Regions from separate parts of the Homo sapiens genome. Here all the other regions are linked to region 2. Evidence: chromatin contacts called from ENCODE Hi-C or POLR2A ChIA-PET data. All regions are on one chromosome and are shown on one strand. The core of a region is the stretch at or near the end of the contact, and the rest is flanking DNA. Distances in the headings are between cores, read along the strand shown. Region 1 overlaps ATXN1 (ataxin 1). Region 2 overlaps ATXN1 (ataxin 1). Region 3 overlaps ATXN1 (ataxin 1).

The links. A loop is a pair of places that touch in the nucleus more often than their neighbours do. ChIA-PET counts read pairs that join two places held with the same protein, here RNA polymerase II (POLR2A). Pooled maps may share reads with other maps.
Region 1: a map with no recorded cell type shows a loop between it and region 2 (8-fold over the local background). The contact joins two enhancer-like sites. A Hi-C loop is called at or near these places in 6 of 37 single-sample maps with no recorded cell type and 8 of 50 pooled maps. POLR2A ChIA-PET finds 5 or more read pairs at or near these places in 4 of 52 experiments (IMR-90, T-cell, WTC11 and 1 more).
Region 3: a pooled map shows a loop between it and region 2 (2.4-fold over the local background). The contact joins two enhancer-like sites. A Hi-C loop is called at or near these places in 1 of 168 maps with a recorded cell type or tissue (GM12878), 5 of 37 single-sample maps with no recorded cell type and 8 of 50 pooled maps. POLR2A ChIA-PET finds 5 or more read pairs at or near these places in 6 of 52 experiments (CD8-positive, alpha-beta memory T cell, GM12878, activated B cell and 3 more).

The regions. Positions count from the first base shown.
Region 1 is chr6:16,730,406-16,733,705 of GRCh38, reverse strand. The region is part of intron 2 of ATXN1 (ataxin 1); the gene reads left to right. Among named protein-coding and RNA genes, the nearest start is that of ATXN1-AS1, 29 kb to the left of the region's middle. Within about 2 kb of position 1,970, at least 3 of the 41 ENCODE cell types and tissues checked have a DNase peak (open chromatin) inside an H3K27ac peak, as active enhancers do.
Region 2 is chr6:16,412,747-16,416,438 of GRCh38, reverse strand. The region is part of intron 6 of ATXN1 (ataxin 1); the gene reads left to right. Among named protein-coding and RNA genes, the nearest start is that of GMPR, 180 kb to the right of the region's middle. RefSeq lists an enhancer at 2,136-2,325. Within about 2 kb of position 2,363, at least 4 of the 41 ENCODE cell types and tissues checked have a DNase peak (open chromatin) inside an H3K27ac peak, as active enhancers do.
Region 3 is chr6:16,668,901-16,672,472 of GRCh38, reverse strand. All of the region lies in intron 2 of ATXN1 (ataxin 1), which reads left to right. Among named protein-coding and RNA genes, the nearest start is that of ATXN1-AS1, 90 kb to the left of the region's middle. RefSeq lists an enhancer at 1-163 and a silencer at 1,698-1,777. Within about 2 kb of position 2,227, at least 19 of the 41 ENCODE cell types and tissues checked have a DNase peak (open chromatin) inside an H3K27ac peak, as active enhancers do.

The DNA.
Region 1 (3,300 bases), core at 721-3,220, 320 kb before region 2:
CCAGCTAATTTTGTATTTTTAGTCAAGATGGGGTTTCTCCATGTTGGTCAAGCTGGTCTTGAACTCCCGACCTCGGCCTCCCAAAGTACCGGGATTATAGGTGTGAACCACCATGCCTGGCCTGTTTCTTTTTTTTTTCCAAGAGGTCAGTTCTCAGTCTGTTGTCCGAACTGGAGTGCAGTGGCATGATCACAGCTTTACTGCAGCCTTGAACCCTTGGGCTCAAGTGATCCTCCTACCTCAGCCTCCCGATTAGCTGGGACTGCCGCTGTGCACCACCACACCCAACTAATTTTTAAAATTTTTTTGTAGAGACAGGGTCTTGCTATGTTGCCAAAGCTTGTCTCGAACTCTTGGCCTCAAGCCATCCTCCCGCCTCGGCCTCCCAAAGTGTTGGGATTACAGACATGAGCTGCCGTGCCTGGCTGACTTGTGGTTCTTAATAGTGTGGCTCTTAAAATAGCAAACATTTTTGGGAACCAATGTGAGGGCACTTCATAACACAATCAAAAACCATTAAGTGGAATATGTTAAGATAATGTAACCTTGTTGTTGTCCCTTAATGCTTTAATGCAGGCTTTCAGCAAGTAGTAATACCTGGTATGGTGGGTGTAAAACTCAGAATGGGTCCCGGCATGGCAGGAATAAGAGAATTCTTTCATCGGTTGGAAAATATGTTTGAATAATTCACTACATTTAAAAAATAGGTAAAGAGGCTTTTGGTTTTGGTTGCAAATTGCACTCATCCATGGAAGTTTTTCAAGGGCCATACAATTCTGTAGATGGAGGTGGCAATTTAATGCAGTCTTAGCTGTTTAGGATTTAGAACTATGTTACTTTTAATTTACTTCCATGAAATTACAAAAACATGTAATGAAGCTAAAAAGATTTCAAAAGAAGCACATCTAGTCAAACATAAAAGTACTTAATAAGGGCATACATGTAGAAGTATATTAGTCTTTGCACATATTTACATATGTATGTTTTGGTTGCTTAATATTTTTCAAGTGCTGCATGCATTTGTATGTGTAAATACAGTGTGCACCCTTTATAGAACTAGTGTTGGGGGACTCTTTTATCAGCTATTATGATTTGGAGCTTTATCAAATGGAGTGATTTTTTTTTGTGTGTGTGTGAGATGGAGTCTCACTCTGTTACCCAGACTTGAGTGGAGTGGTGCCATCTCGGCTTATTGCAACCTCTGCCTCCTGAGTTCAAGCAATTCTCCTGCCTCAGCCTCCAAAGTAGCTGGAATTACAGGCACCCATTAGCACGCCTGGTTAATTTTTGTATTTTCAGTAGAGACGGGGTTTCACCATGTTGGCCAGGCTGGTCTCAAACTCCTGACCTCAAGTGATCCACCTGCCTCGGCCTCCTAAAGTGCTGGGATTACAGGCGTGAGCCACCACACCCGGCCGGAGTGATATTTTCCAATGGTCATGATTCTGGCCTGTAACACCAAGCAGTATAACGATGAGATTGAAGTGTGACCATGTGCGTCTGCCTATTTTTATGTTCTATCTCATCTTTTTGCTTGGAGAAAAATTATGTTGAAAGACTACAGTGTGCCTATAAAGCTTCAAATATGAAAAAAGAGCTACATATGACACTTTGTTGCAGTTAGTCCATTGTCTCAAAAACATGCTATAAAAATATGACAACTAGAAAAGTCTTGGCAAATGTAGCATGAGTGTTGCCGGTTTAAAAGCCGTGTTTGAGTACTCTAAAGTACTTTTCTGTGACAGCTATTACTATAGGAATTGGCACCAGCTAAGAAAATTTACAGTTTAATACTTTAGAGCAAATAATTGCTTAGGGTGCTTTAAATAGCACAGGAAATGTGTAGAGTGTTTACTTGACATTTGCTATATTGAACACTAATACTGAAACAGATTCTTTGACCACAGAGAATGCCAGTGTAGGAGGGGTGGGGGTAGGTGGGAGAAAGAGGCGGAGAAGGAAACGGCAATACAATTAGATAAAAATTAAATGACAAATGTACTTTTTCATGATACAGAGATATCATGGGGAAAAATGCCCATTTGTTTGATCAAGTAATCTTCTAGTGTGGTAGCAGAAAGCAAAGTACAGACAACTTCCTGGGATTAGGTTCCTCCTGCTAAAGGCTGTCTTCACCAGAAGGTCAAAGCCTTGCAGCCCTTGGTCGCTCTGGTTTATTTTTCAAGCTCCTGAAAGCAAGAGGAATGACCTCCGTTTTTATTAAAAAAAAAAAAAAAAAAAAAAAAAAAAAGAAAAGAAAAAAAAAGCCTCTCTCGTTATCTGTCTAATCTGCACATGCTTGTGATTTTTTTTTATGACGACTCTGATGCCCTCATTTCTCATTGCAGCTCAGTGCTTGTGATGTTTTTTTCCCCTGAATGCATCTTGCACTCCCAGAATCTTCTTTTCATTCTTCCCTGGCTCTGTTAATACGGGTCTTATCTTAGAACGGGGTCTAGTGCAGTTTAGTGTAGCTCTTACATGCAGAGCATTTTTTTTTTGCACAAACTGCTTCTCGTGGATTGTGATTCAGTTGCACTTAAAGGGAAAAATAGAGTATATTTTAGGCTACTAAACCTCCTTCCATTTGTAGGCATTTGAGCCAGTTATACAGTGTCTTTCAGGGAGTTTTACATGCATATGTTAATAACCAGTGGCACCTGTGATAGGTCCAGGAATGTGAAATTGTGCAACGTTAATGACATTTGTCCAAGCTTCTTCCTTCTATCTTGTCAATATGAGCTACTTTTAAATACACAAAGGAATTTTGAAAACACCAATCAAAAGTCAAAATTTCACCCTGCAGCATGGCCCGGCACCCAGAACACTCAGCAAGAGGAAGGTCTGTATTTATGGCTTTTCCACTGACTTGAAATTTGACCTGGAATAAATCATGTTTAACTTCTTTATGCTTCAATTAGCTTTTGAAAGATATGTGTGGTTGTGTTTAGCCAGTGGAAAGGCAATAACTGAAGTTCACAACGAAAGGAGAACTTGAAGGGAAATTTTGTTAGGAAAGAACAGTGGGCAAGAATACAATCTTCAGGCAGGGTGCTATTCCTAAAAAGTCTTGGTACACATGGTTCCTAAGGAAGGTGGGACATTTTCTTATAATATTCTTTCTGTATTTTGTAGAATTAAGAAATATATTATTGTACATAAATATTTTATATTACATTATATATGTATAAATACATTTATATATATATATATATATACATACTGTTTTACCCTTTAACTCCAGAAAGCTTTGCGTTCACACATCTTTTTCCCTAACTTCTACCTATAAAGGGATTTTTA
Region 2 (3,692 bases), core at 1,114-3,613:
GTTATAGCAAAAGCTTTGTCTGTAAAAGGCCACAGGGATAGAAGGCAGAGAGGAAAGTAGATGTGTGATGCAGTATTAATTATTGAGCCAATAAAATCTCTCTAATTTAGATTTTTTAGGAGGAAGTCATTTTACATTTTACATTAATTTAATCTATATTGAGAGATCCTTCTAAGAAAATAAGTTGCATTACTTCAAGTATACATAGCCATATAAATTATTGACCAATTTTTTTTTTCCAATTCATAGACATTACTTTCCAGAAACTAGATAATGACCATTTGTTATCAGCACACTGACTGCAAAATGGATGATGAAGAAAGCCTGGGTTTTTTTTTTTTTTTTTTGAAAGCTTGGTAGTTCTTCTTGTGAATAAATTAAACACTTTCCTGACGATCCTGTTTGCATTATTGACTTATATGTACTGGCTCATATGTAGCTGCCCATGTATAATTCTCCCCACTCATTCTGAAGGGAGGGAAAAAAACGATTAAAAATTTCCCCTCCTTCTTTTTCCTGTTTTGAGATTATTTTTGCTCCCAGCAGAGGCGCGGAGGAGGGAGCTCTCAGAGCCCCATTCTGTTCCCTACCTACAGCATGAAGGATCCAGATAACCGCAGAATGAATGAGGTTTGAGCATTTGTTTTTGCTATAAGTAAGATGGTTTCCCATTAATAAAAGTGGCACTCAGTTTACTTTGTCTTCGCCAGACAGGCAAAGGGTAAATTAAGGTGGTTACCTGTGGTGTCCCAGCTCTTTCCCAAGGCTGGACTAGTGTGAGCCGAGAACCAGGCAGGACTCACTCACAGGTCCCTTTCTCTGCTACTTCTGCTCTGGTTTTATGCGAAGCCCTATTTCCCAGCTGCTTCGGGTAAACAAGGACTTCTGTGTTGAAATAATAACCACTTGGGCTGGGCGCGGTGGCTCACGCCTGTAATCCCAGCACTTTGGGAGGCCAAGGAGGGTGGAGCATCTGAGGTCAGGAGTTCGAGACCATCCTGGCCAACATGGCCAAACCCCATCTCTCCTAAAAATACAAAAAATTAGCCGGGCATGGTGGCAGGTGCCGTAGTTCCAGCTACTCGGGAGGCTGAGGCAGGAGAATCTCTTGAACCCAGGAGGCAGAGGTTGCAGTGAGCCGAGATCGCACCATTTCACTCCAGTCTGGGCGACAGAGTGAGACCCTGTCTCAAAAAAACCAAAAACAAACAAACAAAAAAACCACTTATTGTTTCACTGCCTAATATTAATTAATTGGCCAAATTTCTATTTTATTATATTCCATATATTTTAAAATAATTTCTTCTTCTGTTGTACAAACCAAGATAGAAGATAATTTGCCCAAGAACACAATTGGTAGGTATCCTAGCTAGGAAAGTGGGTGCTTCTGAAAATTATAAAAATGAAATGAGGTAATTTTCTGGGCCCTTGGTACAATGCCTGAGATGTCATATATACTCAGCTAATTATAAGTGACATTTTGTTCTAGAATCCAGTAGCTCAACTTTTAGTCCATTGTGCTGAACACAAATCTATAGATCCTTAAATTGTATACTTTTATTAATTTAATTTTAAAGAGCCAGAAAAATTGACTACATTGGAAACATTCCAGTCCACCAACATATTGAGTAGAAAGAAGGACAAAGGCCATATTCTCTTTCAGATGCTACAAATTGTGTATATTTTCAGTAAGCTGTGTCTGCTTAAGGAGGCATTACTGCATTCGGATAGATAAACTCAAATAAAAAGGCCTGAGTGAAGAGGCTCTACTGGGTTTAGCGTTTTTTTGTTGTTGTTGTTCAGTTTTGCATGTGTGTTTTTAAATCAGTTTATGGTTCATAAGCTGATGAAGCAGTGAGTACAAGTTTGAACTATGAGAAGCAGGTTTGAATAAGTCTAGACATTTGGTTATCTTCTGTCTAGCATTCATTTGTGTCGTGGGCGTCACACTCTGGGGATTAGTGTTTCATTATGCAGAAGCTGTTTTATCTTTAGCTTTCTTATAATAGCTTAAAGTGAATTCTGAGTGGAGAGAGAATGAAGGCCAGGCCTTAGTAACTGCAAGAATCATACCAAAATGGGTTGGATGGGTTTTAACAGTGACCGATAAGCATTACGACCTCACTCTCTGATAGTTCAGTTGGCTCGATGCTGTCTCATCACCTCATTTAGGGTACAATATGCTGAGGAACTGACCAAAGGTCCCTGAACAGTGAGAGATAGGGAAGAGCAGAAATCCGTTCCTGTACCAAGTGTCTAACACTTAATATAGGTGAGAGCTGGCGTGAGATTATCTGTGCTGTGGAAAAATGAGGACCTATCGATACCTCTAAGTATATAATCACTGCCGTGTCACATTTTAATTAGCTCCTTGAGGCTATAGAAAGAAGTTCGCTTCTTATCCTCCAAATTAAGCATCACTTTTACAAACAATCAATGTTCCATTTTCAAAACCCCAAGTAGAGCAATGTTTGATTTTCCTTACTTTCCAGCTTTGAGAATGTTTCATTTTTAGAAATATGTTATAGGAATGTAAAGTAACTCTTGTTTCCCCAAATAACCACCTCCTTATTATCTGTTCCCCTAAGCTGAATCCTTTCAAAGGAAATTTTGTCTTCAGGCTAAGTTTAGTGGCTGATGGAAATCAAAATTATATCAGGTGGGCCATTGCGTCAGTAAAAAAGCCCAGACCACCACCACACAGGATTTTTCTCCAGACACCCAAACATCATGTCACAAAGCTCAAAAAAGTAGTGATTAACATGCAGTGCTTTCAGGAGGCCCACATTGCCGATTCAGTCCCAGTATGGGCTCGTCAGTTTCACTTTCATTCATTCATTTATTTATTTATTCCCCCACCCATTGATTCACATTCACTCATCCATTCATTAAACATTTGCTGCACACAATATCACTGTTAGACAGACTTTCAGAAATGATTGGGTTCCTGTATTACAGACATGAGCCCACGGCACAAAGGTCAAACTAAGAGTAAGATGGATGTTTATAGCACAAGCCTATAACAAAAAGAATGGGTCCCGAGCCGCATCTTCTTCCAAATGCACAAACTATATTTGTACCTTAAAAAAAAAACAAAAACAGTGTTTCCTTTTGAGAGGCAGCATGGTATATGGGAAGAACACGGATTTAAGAACTAGACAGGCCTGGGTTTGAATTCTGCATCCATAATGTGCTAACTGTATCATTTCGAGGAAGTTCTTTTGAGTTTCAGTTTGTCTTTAAATAGAGTCATCATTTCTACTTTGTAGGGTTGTGTGAGGATTAAATATAAAATATGCAGCATAATGACTGGCACATTTAAACGAAGTGCTCAGCAAGTGCTATTTCCCTTCCCCTTTCTTCATTTCTAACATAGTTTGGGAATGGTTTAGGATGACTCTTTTTCTTCTTGTGAATAGATAGAGACCTCATCACCCTAACACTAGAAAACTATAGGACAGAGACCATACTTCTTGCTGTGGCCAGCCCTCATCCACTTTGATGATGCTTGCAGCTCCCAAGAGAGACAACAGCCCCCACGGCATGGCCAAGAGAGGAGCAAACTCTCTCCCCAAGGCAGTCACTCTGGGGATGCCATTGTTCCATTGCCAAACTCATGACCTTTGGGGAATTTGGAAATCTACTACTTTGTGGGGAGAAAAGGACAAAGAAAGTCAAGATTAAGCTTTATA
Region 3 (3,572 bases), core at 978-3,477, 260 kb before region 2:
AGGACGTGGGTATGTTTGAAGGTCCCTTGTTGTGCCTACCACAGACTCCAAGGCATTTACTAGAGCCACATTTTGCTGACTTGAGCTAGATGTAGCAAAAGAAGTGTTATAAAAATGGGTTTTTAAAAAAGCCTTTTTTTTTCCTGTGGTATAATTTTAGTGTTTAGAAGTAATTTTTCTTTTAATGCAGTATGACACAGAAAACATTTGGAGGATGTTGAAAAGTAATTGTTTAAATTGGCAAAGACACATTTCAGTAAGGGAGTAAACAAGAGGGAAACGTGTTGGGGGGAAAGGTGTGGGGAGGAAACTCTAGACCAGAGGCCCTAGGACTTGAATATACAACTTAGTCCTGTTGAAAATTCAGATTCCTGGGCCTTAAAGTATGTTAAATAGGTCAGGGGTGGGGCCCAGGAGTTGTACTTTTAACGAGCACCCTCCTGTGATTCATTTAACATAAAAGGTCCTTGGCTCACACTTGGAGAAACACTGCTGTAGAAACTCAAATACCTATTTTAAAACAAAGGTACATTTTAATCATTTAGTTTAAAATGAAATCATTGCATAATACTGATGTTAGAGGTTAGAATAAACATGTACTTAAGTTCTTGATATTCTTGTCATTTCAGTTACATGTCAGGGAATGTGATTTGTGTTTTGACGTATTCAAATCCTTGTCATATTCAACCATATTCGTATTCAAAATATATAATGATTTTGACCCTTGATTGTTCGAATTAAGACTGTCATCTTTTCTGTGTGATTAACTCTTGTGTTGATATAAATATGCCTTTGGCTTACTAATGTTCAGTAAGAACTAATGACTCTTGGGAATGTTAATAGACTCTGTGAGTCCCTTTTTAATCATTTGTAACCAGGCTGTCATTCCATGTTTGTTTGGAAGCTTAGAGATAACATTTATGAACTTTGTGACACATAGTAGTTGCTCAATAAATGTTAACTGTAGAAACACATTGATTAGTTTCACTTCAGAAATAGACACTTAGAGTTCAAAATTCCCATCTGCCTAGCTCCTGAGGCCCACTTTCTTACCAGAATCTTTCCTGATACCCTCTCCTGCATAAAATGGTTCCTCTTTTGAGACTTTGTAGCTCTTTTGTACTTCTCTTATTCTGTTACGTTACTGCAAAAAAAAAAAAAAAGAAAGAAAAGAAAAGTGCCAATTGTGTACATGCTTTCCTCCCTGCTGGAATGTAAACTTTGTAAAGGCATGATCCATAGCAGATACTTCTTATTACAAACTACCTGGCAGAATTTCTTTCTAAAGAACCTACTCAGTAAGCCTGTTGGTGAACTGAGCAACATTTGGACAATTATGGCATCATCTTACAATTTTTCAGCTATTGGTTTTCACTTGTTTAGAAATGTAAAACTTTGCAAGGACTTTTATAAAAGCAAATTTCAGAATAGTTATTCACTAAGCTTTTTTATGCTAATGATGTCATGCTATCAAAAATTAGCTAGAGTAAATGGACTGTAATGAGGATGGTTTGTAATCTAGATTATATGTTCCACATGTAACATCGAAATGAAATATAAAATTGAGTTGTTGGCATGTGGTTGTGGTGAGCAGAAGCAGTTATTATACATTACTTGGTAAAATTCATATTCATATCTTGTCAGTTTACAGTGAGCCAGAGATTAAAAATAACATTTGTTTCTGTTTTAGTAACTGCTTAAAAATATCCAAAATCATTTTATTTTCTTTAGCCTGACTTCTAGTAGTGTTTTGAATATGTGGCCTTTCAAGCAGTAATGAAATGCATCAATGCGACTTGGCAGTGCCTCACAGGACATGCTTCTAGGATCATTTTTAATGATTAAAAGTCAAATTGAGTTCTAAAAAACTGACCCAAAATATAGATGAGCCAAGTAAAAACGGAAGGAAATCTGAATAAAATCTTGGTTCTTGGTCCTCTGCATGTATCCTCCACATCTGTTTTCTCCAGATCTCTTTTTTCTTGCTTGTTGATAGCACAGAGGAAGATCGCAGAGAGTAATGTACTGTATATGTTTCACATCCCCCTTCCTCTTTAGTGATAGTTTGGAGAGTATACTGCAGTCACCATGGTTTTCAGTTTGGAGAGTACAAGGATCAGATCTGTATTTTCTAGAGCCAGCTTTTGTGGCATTCTGGAGAGGTGATTGGAGAACCATGAGAGCAGGCAGACATCTGGGTGAGAGGGCACGAGGGGTGAGTGACGGCAGAGCCAGACTTGCTGGAGAGGCAGAAAGGGAAGGATTCAAGTAGCATAACCAGGAAATAGAATTGATAGGATTTGGTCCCTGCTGACCTGTGGAATAAGGGGGAAGGCAGAGGAGTTGATTCTAGTATTTCTAAGTTGGGCCACTTAGTGATATTGGGGTACCAGGAACAGGCTTAGTGGACCCACAGAAGTGACCAGACCCAGGAGTCTCTCTGAGCGCCCACCCTGGCTTCTCTGTGTTGGCTTACCCTTTCTTGGTTGGGGGTCATGGGGTGGTCAGCTTCAGTGGTGTGGTCTGAGGTGACAGGTGCTCAGGAGTGAGGACAGGGAGTAGACATCACCAATGTGAATGTGGAGGTAGGCAACAAGAGTTATTCTAGAACTGACAAATTTAATATATTTTGCTGACTGCTGAGTTCCATTTGGACAAATACCTAATGCATTTGGGGCTTAAAACCTAGATGACGGGTTGAAGGGTACAACAAACCACCGTGATACATGTATACTTATGTAACAAACCTGCACGTTCTGCACATTTGTCCCAGAACTTAAAGTAAAAAAAAAAAAAAAAAAAAAAGATTGTTCAGTTCAGTTCAGAGAGCAATAGGAGCAGTTTGCTATTCACCAAATAGGGACATCAATTCTTTACTGATTAATAGCAGTGATTCAGAAAACTGCCTTTTGTAGTAGAGCACACCAAGGGGGTCTGCCGGATGGAAAAAGAGAACAGTGCTTTGTGAACTATAATTGTTGCCATAAGTAAATACTTAAAATACACTAAAATGGCAACATCAGGAAACATGACTAAGGAGTCAGTGTACGCCACGCCCTTTCCCCCACCTTTGTGGTTGTTGAAAATTTCCACCAAGAGTGATGTATACAAAAAAGGGTAAGATCAGGGTGTTAGGTTTCAGAGGAAGGCAAAAACTTGTGTGATTCTATAAATGGAGCTTACAAATGGAAATGCACCATTCAAGGCAGAAAGTCTATCACAGTCATTAGGAATAAGCATTAGAGTGATTCTCCTTTCTTAACTTCTGCACAGAAGTTTGATGTGGTAAAGAAACAGTCTGCTCTTAGCCATGTTCCTTGAAAATACATGTCTTCAATTACTTGGTTTGTCTGAGAGAAAGGAGGGTTTGGAGGAGAAGGAAATGCCTCGTGAGTTTGACATACTATGGGAGGATTGTTGTTATTATTGCTTGATTTACATGCTCTCATTTTATACAAAGTGTACAGCACAATTTCTCAAAGAGTAATTATGATGCCAAGAAAATGGGGTGGATTCTGGGCTTCCTGCAGTCTGTCATCCAAATAATAATATTCATTACAAAGATCCTTACC